3 separate regions of the Mus musculus genome follow, and regions 2 and 3 are each linked to region 1. The links are chromatin contacts, found by Hi-C or POLR2A ChIA-PET in ENCODE. All regions are on one chromosome and are shown on one strand. Each heading gives the region's core, a stretch centred on a gene start or an enhancer-like site at or near the end of the contact. The rest is flanking DNA. Distances are from core to core; before and after follow the strand shown.

Evidence for each region. Hi-C counts contacts between places; a loop is a spot of excess contacts on that map. ChIA-PET counts read pairs that join two places held with the same protein, here RNA polymerase II (POLR2A).
Region 2: POLR2A ChIA-PET joins it to region 1 with 30 read pairs in embryonic stem cell. The contact joins the promoter of Brwd1 here to the enhancer-like site in region 1. POLR2A ChIA-PET finds 5 or more read pairs at or near these places in 4 of 5 experiments (Patski and embryonic stem cell).
Region 3: a map of adrenal gland shows a loop between it and region 1 (1.9-fold over the local background). The contact joins the promoter of Psmg1 here to the enhancer-like site in region 1. A Hi-C loop is called at or near these places in 2 of 37 maps with a recorded cell type or tissue (T-helper 17 cell and adrenal gland). POLR2A ChIA-PET finds 5 or more read pairs at or near these places in 2 of 5 experiments (both embryonic stem cell).

What each region holds. Positions count from the first base shown.
Region 1 is chr16:96,041,257-96,046,097 of GRCm38, reverse strand. Brwd1 (bromodomain and WD repeat domain containing 1) reads left to right here. Exons shown (of 42, transcript NM_145125.3): 19 at 1,451-1,634; 20 at 3,004-3,097; 21 at 4,715-4,841. Among named protein-coding and RNA genes, the nearest start is that of Brwd1, 39 kb to the left of the region's middle. Within about 2 kb of position 1,768, at least 1 of the 3 ENCODE cell types and tissues checked has a DNase peak (open chromatin) inside an H3K27ac peak, as active enhancers do.
Region 2 is chr16:96,080,913-96,085,711 of GRCm38, reverse strand. It overlaps Brwd1 (bromodomain and WD repeat domain containing 1), which reads left to right and starts at 3,284. Exons shown (of 42, transcript NM_145125.3): 1 at 3,284-3,458; 2 at 3,532-3,590; 3 at 3,705-3,734; 4 at 3,839-3,898. The coding sequence starts at 3,410.
Region 3 is chr16:95,989,224-95,993,542 of GRCm38, reverse strand. It overlaps Psmg1 (proteasome (prosome, macropain) assembly chaperone 1), which reads left to right and starts at 2,583. Exons shown (of 7, transcript NM_019537.3): 1 at 2,583-2,789; 2 at 3,945-4,051. The coding sequence starts at 2,653. It overlaps Brwd1 (bromodomain and WD repeat domain containing 1), which reads left to right. Exons shown (of 42, transcript NM_145125.3): 42 at 1-1,451.

The DNA.
Region 1 (4,841 bases), core at 519-3,018:
AACATTATTTTTAAATGAAAACTACTTTAGCTTTCTCTTGCTTTGGCATTCACGTCTTTTGTGCAGCCTAGTTGAGTAGAGACTTTCCTTTCTTACTAAGTCAGTGTTGATTAAAAAAAAAAACATAAGGTAAGCGCCACGATGTCACAGGTAAATGATACTTAGTTTTATTAAACTATCCTAATAGGTAAGAGGCCAATATCCTCTTATACCCTGGTAAATAATTAGAGAAGCAAAGCTGGGTATTTGAAAATGGAAATGAAGCTGAGTTCTAATGAGCACGACTGACACTGATGAGTGTTTATCTCGTGTGCTCAGAGACCCAGGAGACTCCGGTACTGCTGCACGGTGACAGCCTGATGGGGTCCTACGAGTTTCATTTCCATAAAGAGATACCATGACCACCACAACTCTTATAAAGAAAAACATTTGAGTCTAGCTTACGTTTCAGAGGTTTAGTTCATTATTGACGTGGCAGAAAACAATGGCATGCAGGCAGACATGGTTCTGAAGGAACCTATGTGCACATGTATGTATGCATATGTCTGTGAGTACCCATTTAGGCCAAAAAGGGCTAGAGTCACAGCTAGTTGTGAGCTGGGATCTGACCTGGGTCCTTTACAAGAGCAGCAAGTGCTCTTAACCGCTGAACCATCTCTTCAGCCCAGATTATTTCTGTTGTGTGTGTGTGTGCTTGCCTGTTTGAGTGTCTGCCGTTTGTGTCCAAGTACTTGCGGGGCTGGAAGAGAGTGCTTAGAGCTATGTAGCCTTCATGGAGTTAGAGCACCTGATGGAGGTGCTGGGAACTGACCTGACCTCAGGTCCTTTGTACTAACAGGAAATGCTCTTAACTCCTGAGCCATCTCTGCTCTTTTGTGGTAATTATGAAAATTTTTATTGTTAGAATTATTCTAATTTTTATGTCTGTGTGAGAGTGTGTGCATATTTGTGTTATGTTTGTGTAGCGTGTGTGCGTGCGTGCGTGCGTGCGTGCGTGCGTGCGTGCGTGTGTGTGTAAGGCCCACAGAGAAAGATCCCACGAAGCCGGTGTTCAGATGGTTTGCTAGTTGCCTGCTCAGTAGCCTAGACTGTAACAGTGTTCTTGTTATATAGCTTCCCCAGTTTAGTGGGGCATCTATCCTTAGCAAAGGTTTTCCCAAAAAACAAACTGTTTTGAAATAAAGATGCAATGGAATACATTTGTGTATTTTATAATTTCAGAATGTATAGAAAAAGTTCAAGTGGCAGTTTACCAATTAATGATAAGTATTCTACATTGTGGTTTTAGTTATGTTAAAGCTTTCTTCTTATAGCTGTTTTTAGTATGTCTGTCCTTTTTCTGGTTTGGAAAAAGGTGTGTCCTAGTAGGAGGAATGCACTGTTACTGTGTGCTAAATGAACATAATAACTGGAAATACTTTAAAAATACTTCCTGATATTTTTCTTCTAGGTTTTAGAAGACTGAGTTTAGACATTCAGTCTCCTCCAAACATCGGTCTCCGTCGGAGTGGGCAGGTTGAAGGTGTTCGTCAGATGCATCAGAACGCTCCTCGGAGTCAGATTGCTACAGAGCGTGACCTCCAGGCTTGGAAGCGGAGAGTAGTTGTTCCAGAGGCACCGCCTGGCATGTTCAGGTCCATAACTATTAGGAGGATGTCATTTTATATTTTATTTTATTTTACGATTTATTTATTTTATTTATGTATGTGAGTACACTGTCGCTGTCTTAAGAAACACCAGAAGAGGGCATTGAATCCCATTACAGATGGTTGTGCGCCACCAAGTGGTTGCTGGGATTTGACCTCATGACCTCTGGATCAGGTCTTAACTGCTGAGTCATCTCTCTAGCCCCTACTCTTAACATCCAGTAGTAAACTAGGTCTGTAAAAAACTGGACAAACCTTCATTCTTTTTTCTTTAGCTTAGATCTACCTTCCTCTGCTTCCCAAGTGATGGGATTAAAAGGCATGTGCCACCACTGCCCAGCCGGTTTTTGTTTTTTGTTTTTGTTTTTTGCTTTTTTTGTCTTTTTATTTATTTATTTATTTATTTATTTTCTTAGAAATCAGTTTTTGTTCTTTGTACATTCTTATGTAGCATGGCTAAGATACATTGAGATTTTATATCAAGTCAGGTGTTTCTAGGAGTTTTCAAATTAGAACCAAGGGACCCTGAGTCTTTTACACAGTGAAGACAAAGGCCATTTTTAGCCTATGGTAACGTGCTCCAAGGTTTGAAATTATTCCTGTTGTAATCATCTGAACAGTGTTATTGACTTGATAAGGAGACAGAGAAATGAGTAGCACTGCTATTTTTGTTTAAATGAGAGGCCTAAAACATGGGGTTGAATTCTTTGTATAAGAAAAATGTTGCTTTTAATTTTATTTGCAGAAAGGAAGTATAATCTTGGAGACGCTTGGAAGCAATGAAATGGGCTGTCTAGTTGTATTGGTTCTAATGGGTCGATACATAATGCCAATTAATGAATATTTTGTAGTTAATATGAATAGGTCTTCACATAAACTGAGGTTTTGTTTTTAATAAAAAAAAGATAAGGGGCTGGCAAAATGGCTCAGTGAGTAAGAACACTGACTGCTCTTTCAAAAGTCCTGAGTTCAAATCCCAGCAACCACATGGTAGCTCACAACCCCCATAATGAGATCTGACGCCCTCTTCCAGTGCGTGTGAAGTCAGCTACAGTGTACTTATGTACAATAATAAATAAACCTTAAAAAAAAAAGAAAGATAAATACATACATAAAATCTAAACTTGTAGTTAGTGGTTTTGGGGTAGCCAGGTGAGTCTTGACCGTGATGAGGCGCTGCGCTTGCTCCTGCCTGCCAGTGGCGGGGCTCGGGCAGCTGAAGCGTCTTCTCATTTCAATAGCTTTGTGTGCTGTTTTGAGGTGCTGTGGGCCCAGTAGCCTCTAAAGCTGCAGTGATGTACTGTTAACTGTGTACCTCAGTCCAAGAACCTCTGTCACCATAGCCTTAATTTTGTAGGCGGTTGGAAGACATTCGCATAGAGAGAGGCGAGGAGGAGAGGAACCTGTATGTAATAGGGAGAAAGAAGAAGACTTTCCAGGTCCCACAAAAGGTAACTTGATTCTCCTTTCTTGGGAATGAGGAAATTATCATAAAATTAGAATTCAGTGTTTTTTGTGATTTATAAAAACAGCAATAGCTTTCCAAAGTATAGTATTTATTGCTTAAAGTCTTTTGTTGGGCATTTAAAGCCAACATAGAACTATTGAGTTCTTTTTGTTTTGTTTTCTTTGAGACAGGGTTTCTTTTTGAGACTGCCTGTGTCTCCTGGGTGCGCTGGGATTAAAGGCACTCACCTCTGCCACCATCACCACCATGCTGAACTGTCAGTTAGGTCTAATGACCATACATTAAGATGTCTTCCTGTCCTTTTACAGCTGCTGACTGGCTTTCTGAGGTAGCCACTGTCACAGCTCATGTGGCTGCTGTGTAGGTCTTTGTACTCTTGAAGCTCCAACAGTGGAAGTCTTGTCCCCCTCTCTTTGGTGAGCATAGAAGAGGTAGTAATATCTCATGTAGCCAAGCTTTTTGTCTCTGTTTTTAAAGATTCATGTATTTATTTTATATGAATACACTGTCTCTTCAGACACACCAGAAGAGGGCATCGGCTTGAATTACAGATGGTTGTGAGCCACTATGTTGTTCCTGGGATTTGAACTCAGGACCTCTGGAAGAGTAGTCAGTGCTCTTAACCTCTGAGCCATCTCTCTGGCCTCCAAGCTCTGTAGCCAAGGAAGACCTTAAATTTCTGGCAAACTTTTGTCTTTAGATTTTTTTCAAGACAGTTTCTTTGTGTGACCCTGGCTATCCTGGAATATGCTCTGTAGATCATGCTGGCCTTGAACTCAGAGACATCCACCTGCTTCTGCCTCCTGGGTGCTGGGATTGATGGCATGTGCCAACACTGCCTGGAAACTTTTTTTTTTTAAAGATTTATTTGTGTGTTTGCCTGTGGAGACTAGAAGGTGTTGGATTACCTAGACATTTGTGCTGGGAATTGAACTCTAGACCTTTGGAAGAGCTGTATATGTTCACCCACCCAGTGATTTTTTTTTTTCTATTTATCATATGTAAGTGCACTGTAGCTGTCTTCAGACAACACCAGAAGAGAGCATCAGATCTCAGATGGCTGTGAGCCACCATGTGGTTGCTGGGATTTGAACTCAGGACCTTCGGAAGAGCAGTCAGTGCTCTTATCCACTGAGCCAACTCTCCAGGCCCCCAGCTATATTTTAAGCTTCTGAATTTTATCTTTTTTTTTTCTTTTTTAAACCATTGCATAGTCAAAGATACTGCAAGCTTCTATCTTTAGAGTGGTGAGATTGCACAGGTGTATGCCGGCACGCAGGTCTGTGGGATTCTGGGAACAACTCTAAGGGTTGTACTAGGTTTCAGACATTTACCAACTGAGTACACCCCAGCCCTTGACTCCCTGTTGAGTGTAGCTTCATGTCATTCATGGCATCGTGGACATGTAAGGCAGTGTGGGCATGAGGCTCATGAGCTGCTGTGGCCTGTTTTTAAAGCTTTCCAAGGAACTAAAAGTAAAAAATACCGACTTGAGTTAACAAAATTATTTTTAATCTTTGTCTCCTTTAAAGCCATTTAAAGTTGACTCCATACAATGGCAATTTTGTCATACTGATGCCCATGCTTCTTCATGTTGTAGTCCAATTCGATGGTTTTGGTGTCCCAGTCTAGACAACGGACGTGTAGGCGTAAATATGCAAATTATAGTAGAAGAAACGCTGACCAGTGTGAATTATCTTCTGGAAATGAATCTTCAGGCTCTGTTA
Region 2 (4,799 bases), core at 2,035-4,534, 38 kb before region 1:
CTCTGTGTATTCATTTAGGAAAGGAATGGGCTCTGAGACATATGACAGGGTGGAGATGGTGACAGCAGTCTCTCCATGTTGCTTGCTGGTGAGACTTTTCTAATCTTGCTATTTTTTTGTTCAATTCAGTTCTTTGTGCAATCACTTTGGGGTAATTCCAGTATGGCTTGTACTCACTTGTGTTACCAACACACACAATTCTAGTCTTGCTTGGAGAGTTCTGTCTGGCAGGCAGCCACTACTGGGGTAGTGCATGGTAGTGCATCCCCTTTGCTGCTGCTTCCTGGTGGGTATGTTCTGCATCCTCAGGGCCTCTGAACTGAGTTCAGTGGGATGACAGTCCACCTTGCTAGAAAACTGTGTGCATGTTGTTTGTGAGTGGGGGCTCAGAAGATGAAGTTGCAAGCCAGGCGTGGTGATGCACGCCTTTAATCCCAGCACTTGGGAGACAGAGGCAGGCAGATTTCTGAGTCCAGGCCAGCTTGAACTACAAAGTGAGTTCCAGGACAGCCAGGGCTATACAGAGAAACCCTGTCTCGAAAAAACCAAACAAAAAACATAAAACGCCCAACCAAACAACCCCCCCCCCCCAAAAAAAAAAGAAAGGAAGTTGCTTTGCTGCCACTTAGCCTGATGGTCTGGGTTCAATTTCTAGGACCCAGGAGTAAGGGGGGTGGTGGTGGAAACCAACTCCTGAAAGCTGTCTTTATGCTGCTGTGTAAGCTGTACTCCTGCCAGGGCTGTTTTTTCCTTCTTTCCTTTCTCAGCCAATGCTGGCACTCCAAGGTCTTGTGCCACTAGGTGCTGTGCCACTGAGTCACATGTCTCATGTCCTCATCTCTGATCTCCTGTAAGGGCTACCATGCTACCTGCCCAGGATTAGAACTTTAATTCCAGACAATGACTAGCATTTGGGATAAAGATTCTTGTAAAACTACACTTTACTTTATGATAGTGTTAGGAAATGTAATACACACGTCCTTGGTCTATATAAACATTTAAAGGAACTGGGGGGATGTTTTAGTGGTCAATAACACTTCACCTTCCAGAGGACCCGGTATGGCACAAGGGAATATTCACATCAGAATGTCAAATAAACTGTTCTAGTTATGGATCTTAACGATTTAACTTTTCAGTCTATGTGAATGTCTGCTTTGCCAGTTTGTGCATATGTGTATCACCTGCAGGTCAGCAGAGGGAGCGATAGAGGGTTGTGAGCCATTGTGTGGTTGCTGGGACTTGAACTCAGGTCCTCTGGAAGAACAGTCAGTGCTCTTAGCCGCTGGGCCATCTCTCCAGGCCCTATCTTTATTACTTTGACTATGGCTTGTGAGCCTACTGCCAGTAGGTTCCCTTGGTGCTACACCAAGTCCATCTCTTTATCCTTATGGCTACAGTTCCAGTGGGTCCTCTTTGATTTACTCTCTCAGGTTTACTAAGTAATATTTTTCTGTATCTTGGTCTCAACTTGCAACCTCTCCTTGACTGGAACGTTCCAGTTTTCCCATTTTCAGCTGGAGACTCTCTGGTTGTGTCCATCAGTCACCCCGAATACTTGAACTAAACCTGTTTTAAAGGGTCTCATGTACCTTGGGGCTCTCCTCAAGCCGTGTGGATAATCATGTCCGTGAACTTCTGAACCTCTGGCCTCTGCCTGTGCTGGGATTAGTGGGTGCTTTGTTTCTGTGCTGCTCTGGATCAAACTCAGGCAAGCCCCCGAGTAAATGACAGAGTTCTTTGGCTTTCTCCTTCAGTTGCATGACATCCCCAGAGGAGTGAAAGTTCCATACCTTTCCCTCAGGCAAGTTGGTTTTTATCCCAGTGCCCTAAATCTTATCACTATAGTTCACCTTTCCCTTAAAGGACGCCAAACTGTTTCCATGGGAACGGTGGAGTTTACTGTTCCATTTTATCTTACCACTTGGTGTTTGCTGAGTTAGGATTACTCTGAATAGGTGGGCCATCTACATATTCATATGTACTTTCCATGTAATTAATGAAAGTCAACTCAGAGGCTGGAAATGCGTATTAGTTCATAAAATCCTTGAGCTCTGGAAGGAGCCGCACTGTTGGCTACAATTTACAGATAAGGCCAATTGAGACAGAGGTTAAGTGATTTGCCTAGGATCATACACCTGATAGTTGGAGCCAGTCTAAGGTTCACTGCCCGGGCACGACTGGGACACCTCGTTCTGCCTCCGCACGCAGGCACTAGAATGACTAGCTGGTACAACGCCTTGGTCACAAGACAGGACTCCTACAAATGACCTTGCTCGGTCAGCCCTTCGCAGGGGCGCAGGGGTTAAGAAAAGAATGCGGAGCCACCCTAGCACTATGTCCTAAGCCTAAGGAAAAGAAACAGCCGAACCACCCTAGACTCTTTATAGACACAAACAATTCCCTTGCCGCACCCTAGCCCGCGACAGGAGCTCGCTTTCCCGTTGGAAGACGACTGTCTTTTGGTGTTTGGGAATAAAGAGCCGAGGTCGTTTGAGGTCAGGCCTCTTTTTCTGACTCTCTGCTGCCCGATAAATCTAACAATGGCCATGTTTAGTTCTGTTCTGCACTCTACGTCAGAGCTTGTCAGCGCACACTGGACGTGGTGAAACAGATCCGGTTGGGTCAGGAGCCTAGAGCGGTAATTAGGGGGATTTTTCTGTAACTCTTCCACCCCTCCAACAAAACGACTGACACTTGTGGCCGCAGCCCGTTTCCCACGGGCCCTCTGAGTTCCCGTCAAGTCATCGCGGACTCCCAGATTCCGTCACCCGTACCGGGCATCTTTAACCCATCGCGGGGCGCGGGACGCGGGGCGGCGGGAGGTCGGGAGGGCAGCGGGTAAGGTGGTGTCGCAGCCTCCGCTCTGGGTTCAGCCACCCTCCTGCAGAGCTCCTCCCCAGCCTCAGGGTCTTCAGGCCCAGCCCAGGTGACCGTCCTCCCAGGCTCCGCCCTGCCCTGCCCCGCCCCGCCCCCTCCACTCCAGCTCGCCGTACCGCCTCCGCCGCCGCACAAAGGCCGGCGGCCGCCTCACCGCGCGCAGGAATCCGGCCACGCGCGCCCCAGCCCCCCCACCCCCCGCCCCGCGGACGCAGCCCCGGCTGGCTCGCCGCCCCCTTTTGCGCTTCACGCCCCCGACGCACAGGACGCCGAGGCGAGGCCCGCCTCCCAGCCAAGGAGCCACATCCGCGTCGTGCCACGCCGCCGGCTCCCCGCGGGGGGACTACTTCGCTCCCCGCCCCTCGGTCCCGCGCGACTTCCTGCCGCGGACGCGTCGGTGCGCGGCGCGCACGGCATGGCGGCGGCGGCGCGCGCCTGAGGAGCTGGGGGTACGCCGGCCCGGTCAGGCCTCGGCGCGGCCTACGCGCTCCACTTGTTCGCTGGTCCGCTCGCTCCCGCCCGGCGCCCCGCCATGGCGGAGCCTTCGCCGGCCCGACGTCCGGTGCCTCTCATCGAGTCGGGTAAGACACGGCCGCGCGTCCCCTGCCCGGTGTCGCGCAGCCGCCGCTGACCGTCCCTGTCTTCTCCCCGCAGAGCTGTACTTTCTCATCGCCCGCTACCTCTCAGCTGGCCCGTGTCGCCGAGCGGCGCAGGTGAGTGCCGGCTGGGCGAGCGGGCGGGCGGGCGAGCGAGCGAACCGGGGGCGAACGAACCGGGGGTGAGCGGGGCAGCTGACGGGGTCTGACCGCGCGTCTTCTCTGCCGCAGGTGCTGGTGCAGGAGCTGGAGCAGTACCAGGTCGGTCCGCCGCCCCCGCGTCCCCGTCCCCGCCCCCGCGTCCCGGTCCCGCCCGGCCTCCCGGCCGCGGTGGTCACCCGGACGCCTTTCGTGTCTCATTCCAGCTGTTGCCGAAGAGGTTGGACTGGGAGGGCAACGAGCACAACAGGAGCTACGAGGAATTGGTGAGCAGCTCCCGCGTCCTCCGCGCGCCCGCGCCCCCCAGCCGGGTCTCTGCTCCCCTGCGGGCGCCGCGGGGCCGCGCCCGGGGGTGGTCTCTGGTGGTCCGGCGTCCCGGGGCGACGGGCCCGACCCCCGAGGGCTCGCGGTGGCGGGGTGGGGGGCGGGATTTGGCAGAAAATGGTTTTGGGGGCGGTGCCGGGCGCAGGCGGGGGCGCCCCTGGCTCGCGGCCGGGCTGGGGCTCCAGGTGCGGCCGCCAGCCACTGAGAGGGGCGCTCTCATCTCTCTCCCTTCCCGATTTGTAACTCGAGCTCTCATTGGTCTCTCCTTTCTCTGCCCCGCCCAGACTTTCAGACCTCTTGTTCCCCAGGAATAGAGAGAGAGTCCTTAGTCTCCCAAGGTGGAGAAATGGCCCCTTCCTGTACTGTACTCCCTTCCTCTGTAGGATCGCACAGAGTTCTCCGTGGTGAATATGTCAGTGCGGCACCCCTGCTTCCCCGACCCGTGCACTGTGTGTTGACTGCCTTTAGAAAGTTGGCTCACACTTGATCTTGCTGTATGTAGCGGTTCAGGCTTTAAGTTGACATCCGTCAGTCGGTGTATTTATTTTTTGAGACAGGGTGTCATTACGTACCACTGTCTTGCCTTGAACTCGGGTAGGCCAGGCTGGCCTTGAATTCATTTCCTGCTTCTGAGAGCTCGGACTAAGCTCTCAGAAGCAGTTGTGTGTGCCTGTCTTAACATTTCCGAGGAGTGGTAACTTGCGGATTACATTTATTTTCCTTTGCCTTATTTTCCCTACTTGCTTAGAGGTTCTTGTGTATAGTTGAGTTTTATCCAGGTAACAGAGGCTTTGGGTGTTTATCGTTAACGAAGCACAAATGTTGCAGGAGAATATCTTCGAC
Region 3 (4,319 bases), core at 1,334-3,833, 53 kb after region 1:
ACCATAAGCCGTCCCAGCACCTTTTGAACAATTTTGTGAAAGCCATTACTCTGGGTCAAAGTGGGATGATGGCTTCCAGTTAGCTCTACACAGCACAGCATAGGGTGTTCCAAGGAGGTAGGAGATGTGGATTGTGTTGTCAGGTGAGAAAGCAGAAGGACCCACTGAATGTAAAGCAAAGGCTTGACGCAGCTTGGTCCTCTAGAGAAATAAAAGCATGTGGGATATATGGGGAAACAATGCTAATTTCAATGGTTTGCCCTCACAGACTGAAAACTAGGCCATTTCCAAAGGAGGGAGCAGTAAGCCCATGTGACTGCTGAATTTTAACTGGGTCTGATTTATGTAGTGCACATCCCTGGGAACTGAGAGAGTAAATCCTGGGGTGTTACTGACTTCTGAAGAGGAGTGTGGGAAAGACTGTCATTAATGTCTTATTTATAACATTGGAATTCATACTGAATGATAGCTACCTGGTATGAGTAATTCAGGGAATGTATCTTTCTAAGAAAGTTCTCAATGTGACTATTACACTTTATTTCTTCTATGTAGCAGCAAAGATGTAAAGGCCAGACTTGTGGTCAGAAATTAGAACAAGATGCACTCATCGCTTAAGGTGATGCAGTTGGATCCTATTTCTTACGTTTCTCTGCTGTTCCTTAGAAGTTAGAATGTGACACTGCAGGTTCATTTCAGGCTCACTAACAAGCCAAGTGTCGGGGAGTCTGGCCTCTGGTCGTTGTGCTACAAATGTTTTGCCTACAGAGGATGTGGACTTTAGTTCGTTGTTCATGGCTATTTGTTGACATTAAGGTCACCAGATGTGACCTGTGAATGTACTGTCAAGTCTTTTTATCATGTTACTGGAGAAACTTGTCTTCAACAGTTTGTTTTTCCAATTAAAAATAGCTGTGACTATTAGGCATAACTTGCATGTATAAATCAAAAAAACAATGGAACCTAGGGGTGTGTATTTTTCATTAACAGTAATGCACATTTTTTTCAGTTATATGTATGGCCAAAGTGTCCAGATTACTTGAGAAACTTGTTTGTGGTTGCATGCCTGCTTAAAACAAAAACACAACTCAGAATTCTAACATAGTGTGTGTCTTTTTGTAACTCACTCTGAAATCTTCAGCATCTTGCTACAAGCACAGGAAGAGTTCCCTTCCTCCTCTTTGGTGCATGGGTTTGGTTTATTTATTTATTTATTTTGAGCTTTAATGAAAAATTTAAATGTCCAATCCCAAATGTCATAGAATTACTTATTGAGCAATTATATCCTCAAGAAATGCCATGAAATGAAAATATATCAGTCTAATGAAGACCTGTGAATTTTGGCAGTGTGAATTGAAGATCTGAAGTTACATCTTGCTGTCTGATCCTGTCCAGCCTTTTATAATGGAATCCCTTTCTGGCCTTTAATTGGAACATATTTTTATTTACCCTTTAAAGTGTTTGGTCTCTTTATTGTGACTGAATGGAGTAACACTGTAGTAAAATCCCTCCTGCAAATGTGTGCCGACAAGCCACCACTTCCCTATGATTTACCAACACGCTTCAGATTTCTGTTGGTGCTTTTTTCATGTGTGAGTGAGAAATCAAATCGAGTATCTTTATCAGCAAAGTATCCGCTTAAGAAACCAGCAAAGAGACAGCCAGGGACATCTGCTCTTCAGCTCGCTTCTACTAACCCTGGAATCTGAGTCTTAAAGACACCACACTGAGAATCTTGTGTGTGTGCTATAGTTACACACAAAGTGTTCTAGTTGGTATACATCTGCTTTTTATTTATTTCTTTGGTTTTTCTAGACAGGGTTTCTCTGTGTAGCCAAAGGATGTCCTGGAGCTCCCTCTGTAGACCATGATGGCCTTGAACTCAGAAATCCATCTGCCTCTGCCTCCCGGGTGCTGGGATTAAAGGTGTGTGTCACCACTGCCCGGCATTCATCTGCTTTTTATTAACCAGTGAGTATGTATGTTAAGATTGATATGCTTTTTCCTCCCAGTAGACTTGAAGCATCGTTTTTCTACATTGTGAGAGATTTTTAAACAACTTTCCAAGAGTTTTGATTTTTAAAGGACCCTCTGATCCCCAAACATTTTACCCTGGGCAATGCAGTCTCCATTTCCTCACAAGCAAATCTAGAATGTGTTTTTATTTCCCACTGAGGTGCCAGTTACCCTTTTTCTCGTGGGAGCAGCATTCGGTGGAGCTCTTTGTCTTCCAGCACACAAACCAGAAACACACATTCTTCCTGTCATTAAAGTAGAAAACACGGTCTATGAGTTACATATGGCCAGGTTTTAAAAAGCCTAGCCTTGCAGCCTCACTCATGTTCTCTGAATCCGCTTGCAGTCATCAACCCTGGAGCTGTCTGTGCTTCACCCGCAGCTCTGGGTTTCCTCCACGGGTGGGTCCTTGCAGGAGGGTCGCCGGGTGTGGAGCGGGCGCTGCGTGCCCCGGTTAACAGGATGACGGAAGCGCGCCGCGGGACATTTCTCGCGGCGGACCGGAAGCTCTTAGGTTCTCCCCCCTCCCCCCACGGAAGGCGTATCCTCGCTCGGAGGCGGGGTGGGGGCGTGGCTTGGAGGGGGCGTGACTGCGGGCCGGCGCGCATGCGCTGTCTGGCCGCGCGGAGCTGAGGGACCATGGCTGCCACGTTCTTTGGCGAGGTGGTGAAGGCGCCGTGCAGAGCTGGGACTGAGGAGGAAGAAGAGGAGGAGGAGCAGAGCAGGCGGGACACGCCGGAGGACCGGGAGGTCCGGCGGCAGCTGGCGCGGAAGAGGTCAGGCTCCCGGAAGGCTGCGAGCGTCAGGCGGTGTCGGCCTGCAGGGTGCCCTGCGTTCACGCTGGGACGTCGGCAGCCCAGCGATGCTCGCCCTCCACCGTGCACTTTAGGTCACGCCGCATGTCGGCCGTATTTCTTTCAAAACTACTTTCAGACACAGAAGTCAGGTCACGCCAGCCCCTTCCTTGGTCAAGGTTTTACCACATTCATTTCCTCTCCCACCACCCCTACGAGTTTCCGATTAGGACTCCCCACACGTCTTCCTAAGCATGCTGTCTCAATTATTTGTACTCTAGAGCAAACCCACACATAAAATATGCACATAATTAAACTTTGTTGATTCTCCTATTTTTTCAGTACCTCCATTCTGAGCTTTTAGGCGGGTTCTCGGATCAGAACTTGGGTCGTCATGTTTGTGTTGGCAACTTAGCACCTTCCCTACCCCACGTTTGCTAATAACACGTTTTCAGTATCATACCAGTCCACAGTCAAATTCACCTAGATTTTTAAAATACACTTCCCGGTGATTGTGTCAACGACAGACACTTTTGGCAGTTCGTTTCATTTGACAGCTCCCTCTCACTTCTCACACTCTTCCCGAGAGCCCTGATTTGTCTGATGGTCAGTCTTAGCTTACTTTTGCCACAGCTAAATGCTTGAACGTTTGTTTGAAGTCTTGGTCACATTCAGCATTTTGCGGGCTGGAGTGTTGGAGATGCTTTTAGTGTCTTTTTACATTGTGTCTGGCTTGTGGGTGCTGGCATTGTGTGTGTCAGGCTAGTATGAAGTTTGTTAGTAGTTTTACTCATAAAAAGAAAGTGTTTTATCCATTTGCAAGGGCACCAAGGACACTGATTATTTTATCTAACACCATCTATCCATCCAACTATCCACTCATCTCTGTCTTCTATCACCTACCTATTTATCCATCCATGTATATGTAAATATAGCACCTTTCTACTACCCATATAAATATCTATAAGTAACATGTCTACCATCGATCTCATCTGTCTTCCATCTATTTATACATCCAGCTCTATATAGCACCTATCACTTAATCTCTTAATCTGACTGTCATTCTGCCCATCACCATCTCTTACAGTGAACTGGTGGTCACAGTCATATTTGTTCACTTTTGTCTCTTGCTGTTAGGGAGGTTCGGCTTCTCCGAAGACAGACAGAAACATCTCTGGAGGCTGTGCTCCTAGAGACACACCCTTGCTCCAAGTTTATAATTGCAGTAGGAAGCAACGCAACAGGTAAGTGCCAGTGTCAGGAGTATATGTCCCGTTGGAAGAATGGACTCGAAGGTCCTTCTGCATGTATCTTACGTATTTTAAAAAGTTCACAACAGGTCCTGGGCATGTGGCTCAGGTGATAGAGTGCTTGCCTGTCAATCACAAGACCTTGGGTTTGAATCCCAGTACCATGTGAACTGGGCACAATGAAATCCGAGCACTCAGCAGGTGGGAAGTGGCAGAAGAGAGCATGAAGAAGTTCCAAGGCCAAGATGGGCTCCGTGAAGCC